Regions from separate parts of the Homo sapiens genome. Here region 1 is linked to region 2. Evidence: chromatin contacts called from ENCODE Hi-C or POLR2A ChIA-PET data. All regions are on one chromosome and are shown on one strand. The core of a region is the stretch at or near the end of the contact, and the rest is flanking DNA. Distances in the headings are between cores, read along the strand shown.

What was found. Hi-C counts contacts between places; a loop is a spot of excess contacts on that map. ChIA-PET counts read pairs that join two places held with the same protein, here RNA polymerase II (POLR2A). Pooled maps may share reads with other maps.
Region 1: a map of naive thymus-derived CD4-positive, alpha-beta T cell shows a loop between it and region 2 (8-fold over the local background). The contact joins two enhancer-like sites. A Hi-C loop is called at or near these places in 1 of 168 maps with a recorded cell type or tissue (naive thymus-derived CD4-positive, alpha-beta T cell) and 6 of 50 pooled maps. POLR2A ChIA-PET finds 5 or more read pairs at or near these places in 1 of 52 experiments (CD4-positive, alpha-beta memory T cell).

What each region holds. Positions count from the first base shown.
Region 1 is chr14:97,116,379-97,122,097 of GRCh38, reverse strand. No RefSeq gene overlaps it. Among named protein-coding and RNA genes, the nearest start is that of LINC02304, 36 kb to the left of the region's middle. Within about 2 kb of position 1,422, at least 2 of the 41 ENCODE cell types and tissues checked have a DNase peak (open chromatin) inside an H3K27ac peak, as active enhancers do.
Region 2 is chr14:96,960,008-96,965,462 of GRCh38, reverse strand. No RefSeq gene overlaps it. Among named protein-coding and RNA genes, the nearest start is that of LINC00618, 19 kb to the right of the region's middle. Within about 2 kb of position 2,967, at least 5 of the 41 ENCODE cell types and tissues checked have a DNase peak (open chromatin) inside an H3K27ac peak, as active enhancers do.

The DNA of each region.
Region 1 (5,719 bases), core at 173-2,672, 160 kb before region 2:
CAAATACAAGAGAAAGTTAGGTCTGGGACAGATGCAATAACCTGAAGTGACCTCATCTAAGGCTAATTTGGGATGCTTACAGAGGTCACAGGGGTATAGTCATCCCTTCTATGGGCATGAGTGTACAACTGTAAGTGCTGAGCATCATTTTAACAACTATGCCAAAAGAACAGCACAGATCAGAAATACGCACTTACAGGAGAAAATTTGCAAATGGTCGCACTGTTATGTGAGTGAGCACCTGTGGCTTGGGACATAGCCTCCAGAGGAACATAGATTTGAAGGGTGCTGTTGCTCAAACAACTCAGACAATCATGCTTACTGGTGTCAAGGTAGATTATGTAAGCTTCAAGTAACATGTAAATATGCACATATATATTATGTGTAACTAATATGCAAACCCCCATGAAATGTTAAGAGAGGAAAAATAATCTTTTTAAAATTACTATTTTATGTTGTATGAAATCTTAATTATATGTTAGTAAATTAATAAATTGATTATTCCAAGTTGATTTTTTAAGTAGTCAGCAACACTTTGTGGGAGATCTTTTCATTGAGAAGATAAGGGATGACATGACACTTGGGTTAATCTCATATTTATGTATGTGCAACTTACATTGAAACTCACCAGTGTGGTCATTTCTAAGTCAGCTCAACTAATTTTATATGAAAACGCTGGGAGAAATGTCAATGTGGCATCCAGAGTAGACAATGTGTGCTAGACAATCTCTTGCTCTTTTCTGTACCATCTCCTCTACTGCAGAGACTGGAAATGTGGATGCTGCATTTCTCAGCCTCTGTGACCAGCGGGGTTACACAGTAGGTTCTTCAATGAGAGGTGCTCATGCAAGATCTGGAAGACGGGAAAGAAGGAAGAGTCATTATTACCCCTGAAGGGCCATGAGGAGCCAGTACTTTTGCAGGCAGCTGGCATAAGGCTTTAGCACTGATGGGTCTCTGGGCAGCCCCCCATGAACTGCTGATTTCAGTGCTGCAGGATCTGAGATTGCTGGAAACTGTCCCTGCAATTTCTGTAGCTCCTGAGTTCCTAAGCTGTTTGTAGCCGTGGCTTCCCTGACCTTGCAACCCCAGGTCTTCAAATCATTTCAAAGCCTCTACTTCCTGTGTTGTCTCTTCCTCCTTGAGATACTCAGAGTTACTTTAGTTTGCCTGATGGAAGTGTCACTGATACAGATTGTCAGCAGATCTCTCTGATTCAGGCTTCAGCTGCCCCTGGCCTTGGTTCTTGGCCTCTGAGACTCCTCAGCACCACCTGCTCCCCTTTTTAAAAATGTTAGAGTGGCATGAAATGGATCAGTGAACAAAACACAGAGTTCCCCATCATTGCTGGTGTGCCAACGAATACCTCAAGTTCACTAACCACATACGTGATGTGGGGAATCTCCAGGAAGGGGGCCCTGTGGGTCTATGAGTCAGGCCCCACATTGAGACTCTGAAGCCAGAAACCTGAGCTCTTGAAGAGGCTCAGCGCCTTGGGTAACCTCTTCTAACCTCCTCCCCTGGATATATATTTTACCTGGCCCCTCAAAATTGACCTGTGTCTGCAAGCCCAAGGTGAGTGCAATTTTAGTGCCAAAGCAACGCCACCATGGATGTAAGGAGGCTAGGCCTGAAGGCAGAGCAAAAATGAACTTAGAGAAAGTGAGAGCCACAGTCCTTCGCAGACAGCATTGGCTTGGGGCAGGGTTCACTTTTTAGAGGAGGGAACTAGAGCAGTCACTGTCCTTCCAGAAAATACCCTCCCCTGGTGTATTAGTCTGTTTTCACACTGCTGATAAAGACATATCCAAGACTGGGCAATGTACAAAAGAAAGAGTTTTAATGAACTTACAGTGCTGCGTGGCTGGGGAGGCCTCACAATCATGGCAGAAGGTGAAAGGTACGTCTCATGTGGTAGCAGACAAGAGAAGAGAGTTTGTGCAGGGAGACTCCCATTCTCAAAGCCGTCGGATCTCATGAGACTTATTCACCTGGGAAGTCTTTTATTCTTCCTATTGCTGCCGAGTCAGGCGAGGTCTCCCTGTTCTTCCACCCCTCCCTGGCCTGTCATCTACTTAGTGTCGCCGTCTGTCTATACAGCAGTCAGCATTTCCCAAAGCCAGCATGTATTCAAGGGAGCAAGAAATTATCAATTTATTTATATTTTTGTAACTCAACTGAATCTCTATTTGGGGTCTATATTAGTAAAAGCACAGCTTCAGTAGAGGCTATAGAGGTATAGGCTCTTACGACATTGAGTTCCCACAATATTTCCTTAAATAAGAGGGAGGTTTATTTCTCTCACACATCGCAGTCCAGAGCAGGAGGGAGCTCTGCATCTCTCCCTGGAGTGCCCAAGCTGGTGAGATGTCTCTGCCATCCTCGATGTGAGGCTCCCCATCTCTGGCTCTAAGCTGGGTGGCTCAATTGTTGTCATCACATGGTCAAGTGCAATTCTTCTGCCGTAGGTTTGAAATTGCAGACTTTGGAGGGTGAGAGACACATACAGGGTGGGAGAAGAAGCTTCATTGTTAAGTACAAGAAACGAGAGTTGCACACACCACTGTTTTCATATCCCATTTTCCTTGAGACAATGGGTAGAATAGTGGCTCCCAAAGACGTCCTTGACTTAATCTTCAAAACCTTGAATATGTTGCCTTACTTGGCATAAGAGACTTTGCAAAGATGTTTAAGGTTAAGAACCTTGAGATAAGGGGATGATCTTAGATTACCCAGGAGGGCTCAATGTGTTTGTGTGAATCCTTAAACACGGAGAAGGTTTCCTGGCTATAGTCAGTCAGAAAGGCATGTCATGACAGAAAAAGGATCAGAAGAGAGAGAGATGTGAGCTTTGAAGATGGAAGAAAGGGCCATGAGCCAGGGACTGCATGCCTCCTTAAGAGCCAGAAGGGTTAAGAGAATGGATGCAACTCTGGAACCACCAGAAGGAACACTGGCCCTGCCAACACCTTGATCTTAGCACAGTGAGACTTGTATCAGAATTCTGGCCTCTGAAACCATAAGAAGGTAAAATTGTGTTGCTTTAGGTGGCTAAGTCTATAGAAATTTGTTGCAGCAGCAATGGTAAACTAATATACCTTGTTACATGACCCTACCTAGCTACAAGGGAAGCTAGGAAATGCAATCTCTGGCTTGGTCGGTATGTGCCCTCCCTCAGGTGTAAGAGTTGGCCTCCCACTCCTCTCTGGGCCACAGGAAACCCAAAGTATTGGTGTCAGATCCTCTCTGTACCCACCCAGCCCATTTACATGAGCAAACCACTCTCCATAAAGGAAGCCTACACAGCCTGTGCAGGACAAAACCCCACCATCACTACAAGGCTGGGAGCAGAAACACCTCCAAGGATGCCAGCTAGAAAGTGAGGCATGGGCACTCTCTTGCCTCAGTTTCCCATGTTGACCAAGGATCTATTAGTTTTCACCCACCCCAGCCATGGCCTGAGCAAAAGAGCAGTGTGCAACCCTTCTGAAAAATGCCCCAATGTCTAACTTTCTTATGCCCCTCTCCCCAGCTCCCCAGCTCTGAGGATCTTTACCTGGGCTCTGAGTGTAACTTCTTCCAGCCCATCTGTGCCTGGAATGAGGCTTTTGAATTTTGAAGCTAGGAAACTGATGACTTCACTTTTTAAGCTCCTATGGACAATGTCCCTTTGGGAGCCTGGGAGTCCGGTATCTGGTTGCTGGGGCTGCAAGGTCACCTTCATCTCTCAGGGGGGAAAAAACACAGAATTTCTGAGTAGGAAACACATCCTGAGTTGACACCACTCCTTCACTCCGCCCCACACACTCACATCTCCTTGAGAGCAGACATGATTTTGTAACGTCCCTGTTGTCTGACTCTCAGTGGGTGCTCAAAGGAAGTTTGCAGAACCAAATGATCATTGAAAAGATGGCCAGACAAGGATTACCAGCCCATTTGGAAGAAGAGGAAACTGAGGCTAGACAGGCTACGTGATGAAGCAGATGCAGATCCTCTTCACCTGCACATCCTCCAGCCATTCAGCTTCAGGATGGGATTCAAGGTAGACGTCCAGGAGCCACTGCGTGCAGCTCTCTGTTGGGGACTGCCTCCAAGCTCACATGACCACACATCCAGGAGGCATGGGCTGGAACTAAACCTCACCCCCTCCTTCAAGCAGCCTCGACAATGACCCACCCCCAGCTCGTCCCTTATCAGGTGGGATCATTCTAAGGCACGTGGCTCACACTCCTGGCACCCCTGGGGGTAGCTGTTGAGGCCATGCACCTTCTCGCCTGTCTCACTTCCTTACTACACTGCGTGTGCTCCTCAATCCCCCAAACCCTTGTCTCAGGTCTGACTCTAGAGAAACTCAAGGTAAGATGCATGCCTTGACAATGGGTACAGGGCTGGGAAGTGGCACCGTCAGAACTCAACATGAAGGAGTCCAAGGACTGACACAAATAATCACTCCTGGTAAACAAATGCTGCCCAGCGAGGGAGATTCTGAGATCAGTGCCTTCCAGCAATTTCTTCCCCACTGCGGGGAAAGACACCTCATTCCACTGTGGCTAGGCAGCTTTTCTCTCTGTCCCCTGAGAATCAGCATCCACATCCGATTTTTAATTTGGTCACTGGACTCCCACTCAGCGCCTATCATGCACCAGAGGACACCAAGAAGGAGCAGGGCAGCTGGCTCTGAAGCTGCTCTGGCTCTAGGTAGGAGGAACAGACAAGAATGCAGGTAGAACAACAGCAGCAACCGTCCTTCCTGGGCCACCCGATAAGATGAGGGCAAAGTAAAAGATGGCAGTCCATAGCAACTTCCAAGGGAGGTTTTGAGAATTAAATGAGAAATTGGATATTCTCACAGCATCTGGCTTAGGGGCAGCAGTCCATTAATTTTAGCTTTCATCATTATTACCTACACACTCATCTATTTATTCATCTATGTCATGATAATAATATATCACAACAAACTCACGAATCCATGATATTGCTTCCATTTTATGGATGGGGAAATAGAGGGCCAGAGAGATTGACAACTTGCCCGAGGTCACATGGCGGCCATGTTGGGCTTTGAACTCCAAATCTTAGGCTAACGTTTTCCCATCTCTCATTTTTGTCATAACTAACTGAACTCCCTGGAACATTAACCTGAGATCATGTTTGCAATCCACTCTCCATTTTTGAGTTTCCCTAGGTTTACTTTACGGCAGGCTCATGGTTTAATTCTTAAGAGTGGGCTTCTTAGGGGAGGCAGAAGGGGAAATGAGTACCTGGTCATGTCCTGCTTTAGCTCCTAATACACATCATTTGCCGCCCAGGCCTGGGGGTTTCCTTGACTCTGTGTAAGTGATGAATCAGCCAACACATCCAGAATATTATTCCCACTAGCTCAGTGCCTCCCCATCCGTGCAATCCTAGGGTTTTGGAGACAACATCCTCCACCCATACATATTTTACAAAGGCAGACAGTTAAGTGGTCAATGGGAATGCCCCCAAGCTCAGAGGAAATGAGACTTACCTCCCAAGTCAACAGGGTGTCATGGCTCTGCAACTGTCCTCTGCATTTACTGAGATGAGAAAAATCAGCAAAGTGAGACAATAACATACTCTGGATCCCCTGTGGTCCCCACTCTAGCTAAGTTAGTTAGAAAAGTTATGTCCTGGGACGCCTCCATTCTGATCTCCCTCACATGTCACCTCCCCTGGGAAGCCCTCCTGGTTTATCCCAACC
Region 2 (5,455 bases), core at 1,718-4,217:
TTTACCAAAAAAAAAAAAAAAAAAAACAGATCCTGATTCTTTTTAATTGGGTTGGAAGGGGTTACTTCATTATGCAGCAAATTAGAAAATTCATAATTTATCATTGCACCCAGTCGAAATGCCACCCAACTGAGTCGCACCCCTGTGAAAACCATCACATAGTAGCAAACTGTCAAGCCTGCTGCAGCCGACGGGCAAAATTAATATGCAAATGTATGCAAGAAATTAAAAAGCAGAATTACCCAGGCAAATGAGGTAGCTATACTTGAATTGTTAGAATTATGAATAATTACTGCGAATTTTCTGCTCCTAATATAACTTGTTTTTTGATAAACAAAGACTTAATTATCGAGATGCGCTGGAGAATTTCCGTGGCGCTCATTAATCTTGCAAAAAAAACAAGTCCCTGGTGCCCAAGCCGTAATGAAGAGCGCGTGCCCTGAATCTTCAGAAAGATCACAGGCACCAGGGTGCCAGGGCTGGAGAAAAAAAATGACAGTGCCAATGTCCCCTCCTGTACCCTGGAGTGTCATAACGTCTTCCACTAACTATCAAAGGGACTTATTTATGCCAGCAGCTGAGCTATAAGTCCAATTTACGATGCCTTGAGCAGTGGTGAAATGATCTGTTGATGCGCGGTGGAAATGCCATCTTGCAGTGGCGTGCGCTGGTCCCAATGATACCAACATGATGAGGACCCCGCGCTCCGGCGCTAATGGATGTCGCGTGACAGACCGTAATCCACAAGAGGGACCATCTTTTAGGACCGGTCTCGATGGTTCTCCATTAATCTTGGTTGTGCAGCTCACTGGTGTCCATGGGAACAAGGGGTTTTAAATTTCCCCATTAAGAGTGGCAACTTGAAGGAGCAAGACCAGGCACCACCCAAAAGGGCAGTGGCCTGTGCAGCCTTCACTGTCTCTAATGACCAATGCCCAAGCCCGATGGGTGGACCAGGAAAGCTGTCCTTTCTTCAGGTCAGGACCAGCAGGCAGAGGGGAGCCAGGAAGGGTCCCAGGCAGCCTGAGGGGGCTGTTTCCACAGCCCACAGCCCGAGAAGCCACATGGCCCTGTGGGAGCTGGGCTCATTTACCAGAAGCTTGCAAAGGGGCCATCCCCCACCAGGTCCTCCCAGCACACAGCCGAGGGGGCCTGCTGAGCATGTATTATTACTTAAAACCTGGCATCTAAGTGGGAATAACTGAGTTCCCGTCATCATTAGGCCGATTAGCGCCATGATAAACCCTCACAGATCATAAGGCAAAATTACAAAACATCACTTCTGGAGCTCTGAGTCGGCTGAAGGAGCTCCCGGCTGCCTGCATTTTCAAACACCTCCTTTCTGAATTCAGGCCCCCAAATACCCTGATGTCTTGACAGAACCATTTCACTGTGTAGGCAAATTGTCACCTTTTACACCAGGGCATCTGTCATTTTTATACTCAATGCTGCCTCTCCTTCCTCCTTGCTTGCCTGCTCTCTCTCTCTCTCTCTGTCTGTCTGTCTATCTCCCTCTCTCTTTCTCTGCCCCCAGTCTTGGTACAAACCCCTTGGGAAGCCAGCACCCTATCCAGGAATGGACTCATATATCTCCTGCATTATACTTACACAAAAAGAAAAAACCCTCGACAAGTCAGAAATGATGTATCTCCAACATCATTCATCTCCAGATTTTATTTTTATGCAGAACTCAGAGCAGCTTGTCTTGCATTCTCTCACATTCCCTGAGATTAATTCTCACTATGGGACTGTGATAGGATTGTGAGGGTGAGAAGACATCCAAGCTCAACAGGAAATAAAATGCAACTCAGTAACTCCATCTTCAGCCACTCAGACCAATTCCTGAGGGGATGTTCCTGGAGTAGCCATCCTTCTCTTCAGGTGGAATACTCCCCCAGAAAGAGAGAGGCAGGGGAGTCCATCATCTACATATTCATCAATCCTCCATTGGACATTTGACCAATGAGTAAAATTGAACAGCTACTAAGTGCCTAGCACTGGAGGGTCACAGTAGGATATAAGTGACCAGAGAGAAAGACTTAATATTCATAGCAAACTCTACCACTTAAAAGCTGTATGACTGTCTTACTCTATTTTCTGCTGCTATAACAGAATACCACAGACTGGGTAATTTATAAAGAAACAAATTTTATTTGGCTTGTGGTTCTGGAGACTGAGAAGTCCAAGAGCATGTCACTGGCATCTGGTGAGGGTCATCCCATTGCAGAAGGGCAGAAGACAAGCTCAAGGGCAAGACAGAGACAGAAAGGGAGCCAAACTTATCAGGACTTCTGCAATAACTTCTGCAATAACTAACCTACTCCCTAGATAATCCATTCATGAGGGCACAGCCCCCTTGGCCCGATCACCTCTTAAAGGCCTCACCTCCTAATACCATTATAATGGCAATTCATATTAACATGAGTTTTGGCGGAGACATTCAAATCACAGCAGTGACCTTGAGCTATTACTTAATGTCTCTGAGCTGCAATGTCCTCAACTGCGAAAAGGGGACAGAGTGTGGCAAGAATTACATGGCATAAGTATTAAAACCTCATCACAGTACCAAGCACATGATAGGTAATTTGCATTTTTATTATTGGGCTAAAAAATAAATTAGGCTAGTCTCTGCCTATCCTCAGGAAGGGTGGAGTCCAGGTGGGTGTCACAGGGAAACCAGTACCAAAAAACATGATACAAGAAATTAGCAAATAATTGTAAGCAAAGATGAATCACCCTGACTTTAGAAAGTATCAGTGGGGATTGAAGTAATCAGTGAAGTGACAGACACACCAAGATATCATCTCTTATTCAAACCCTACCCTTCAGAGCTCTCTGCTCTGAGACACTGGGTTAGGCTCTGGAAGCTGCATTTTTGTTTTCTCTGCTGCTCCCTGGTAGGCTTGCAGAAAAAATGAACTTGCACTTCCTGTTCTTCTGTCCTTCCTGTTTTGCTTCTTCACTCCAGCAGCAGCAGTTCCTTCCTGCAGCCGGAACTGAATCTAGTTTGAATGTTTTCAGTACCTATCAGACCAGCTTTCCTGTGCACCACGCTAGGGAGACCAAGTTTTAGTGCTGAAAGTTCCATACCCTAGGAATTCCCTCCATCCCAAGGCAAACCAGAATGGTTGGTCACCCTTCTCATCTCAGAGACACCAGAACCAGCCAAGCAGTGCCCGCTCCTCAGAGGTCTGGGTTCAAGCTCCACAGGCTCTGCTGTGCTTTCTAAGTTCTAGCAATTCTACCTGCTTCCTTTGTCCCCAGCCCTGGGAGGGTGTTAGGCCATTTTCTGCAAAAACAGAATACCACACACCGAGGAATTTATAAAGAAAAGAGGTTTATTTGGCTTATGATTCTGGAGCCTGGGAAGTCCAAGAGCATGTCACTGGCATCCAGCAAGGGTCATCCTATGGCAGAAGGGCAGAAGACAAGCTCAAACCCTGGGGCTGCTTCCTGCTCCCATGATACCTTAATGTGCTCTTTCTAAGGACCTGATTAACAATCTCATAAATAGTTAACACTTCTTTCTTACTAATTGTAGTAAAATATACATAACACAAAATGTACCACTTTAACCATTTTTAAGTGTATAGTTCAGTGGCATTAAGTACATTCACAGTACTGTACAACCATCAATACTCTCCATATCCAGAGCTTTTTGTTTGTTTGGTTTTTGAGTTTTTTGTTTTTTGTTTTTTTTGAGATGGAGTCTCACTCTGTTGCCCAGGCTGGAGTACAGTAGCACAATCTCAGCTCACTGCAACTTCTACCTCCCTGGTTCAAAAGATTCTCCTGCCTCAGCCTCCCAAGTAGCTCGGACTACAGATGTGTACTACCATGCCCGGCTAATTTTTTGTATTTTTAGTAGAGTTGGGGTTTCACCATCATGGCTAGGCTGGTCTCAAACTCCTGACCTACAGTGATCCACCTGCCTCGGCCTCCCAACGTGCTGGGATTACAGGCATGAGCCACCATGCCCGGCCAATCTTCAGAACTTTTTCATCTTGCAAAACTGAAACTCTGTACCCATTAAACAACAACTCTGTATTCCCTCTCCCCTACCCTGGCAATCACTGTTCTACTTTCTGTCTCTACAAGTTTGGCTGCTCTAGGAACCTCATATAAGGAATCATACAGTATCTGTCCTTTTGTGTCTAGATTATTTTTCTCGTATGTCTCCAAGCTTCATTCATGTCACAGCATGTGTCAGAATTTCCTTCCTTTTCAAGGAAAGAAATAATATTTCTGAATAATATCCCACTCTATGTATATAACACATTTTCTTTGTCCATTCATCCATTGATGGACCCTTGGGTTGATTCCACCTTTTGCCTGTTTTGAATAATGCTGCTATGAACATGGGTGTGCAAATATTGCTTTAACACCCTGCCTTCAATTATTTCGGATGTATACCAAGAAATGGAATTGCTGGTTCATCAGCTAATTCTATATTTAATTTTTTGAGGAACCACCATAATATCTTCCACAGAGGCTGCACCATTTTACATTCCTACCAGCAAGGTACAACGGCTCCAATTTCCCCACTTCCTTGCCAACATTTGTAACTTCCTGTTTTGCTGGTAATAGTTATTCTAATGGGTATGCAATAGACCACTACTTTATGTTAGATTTGCTCTGTTGGACTAACAGGCATGGCTCCATCTCCTGGTTGGGCCCTAGCTGATACAGAAGGCTTCTAGGAGGAGCTGCAATTGGAGCAAATCATTGGAGGATGAGGCACCTGATGGGTGCTGAGAGGGAGGGCATCAGGGCAGGACTAGACTGTTGAGGGGAAGGGCCAGAGAAGAGCAGGACTGGACCCTTGCCAGGTTGGGGTGAGGCCATGCAACTCACATAGCCAAGCTGGATTCTATTCTCTCAGCAACCTGTCCCTGAAGCTGAAGTAAGTGTCCTCTGACTGCAAATCCAGCAGTGTGCTCCCAGATCAACACTTCTCTAAGCATCTAAGGAGCAGACCTAGGAAGCCTCTAATGAAGTATGTGGCCCGCTAAACAAATGCAAAAACTGAGGCCTACAGGGAGGCAGTAACTCAGCCAAAACACCCTGTGAGAACTCAGCCTTCTTGATTCACTCCATCTCATAGCACTGGTCTCAGTCTTTCTCCTACATACCACCCTCTGTGTAGAGGAAAACACCTCCTTTGCCTTCCCAGGCCCAATGGTGGTGGTAATAGTAACAACCAGGTTGATTGAGTGCTGACAATGGACCAGGCACTTTACATGCATCATGCCACTGTCCAGCCTCAGCATTGTCCAAGGTCAGTTCTATCACTGTTCCCATTTTACAGATGAGGAAACTGAGGCTTAGCAAGTTTAAATGACCTGGCTGAGCTACAGAAGTAGAACCAGGATTGGAACCCTGCAGTCTGACCCCAAAGCCCACATGCTTTGGCCATTCCACCCCTCCCCTCTGCGCTGTGGGAAGATGTGAAATT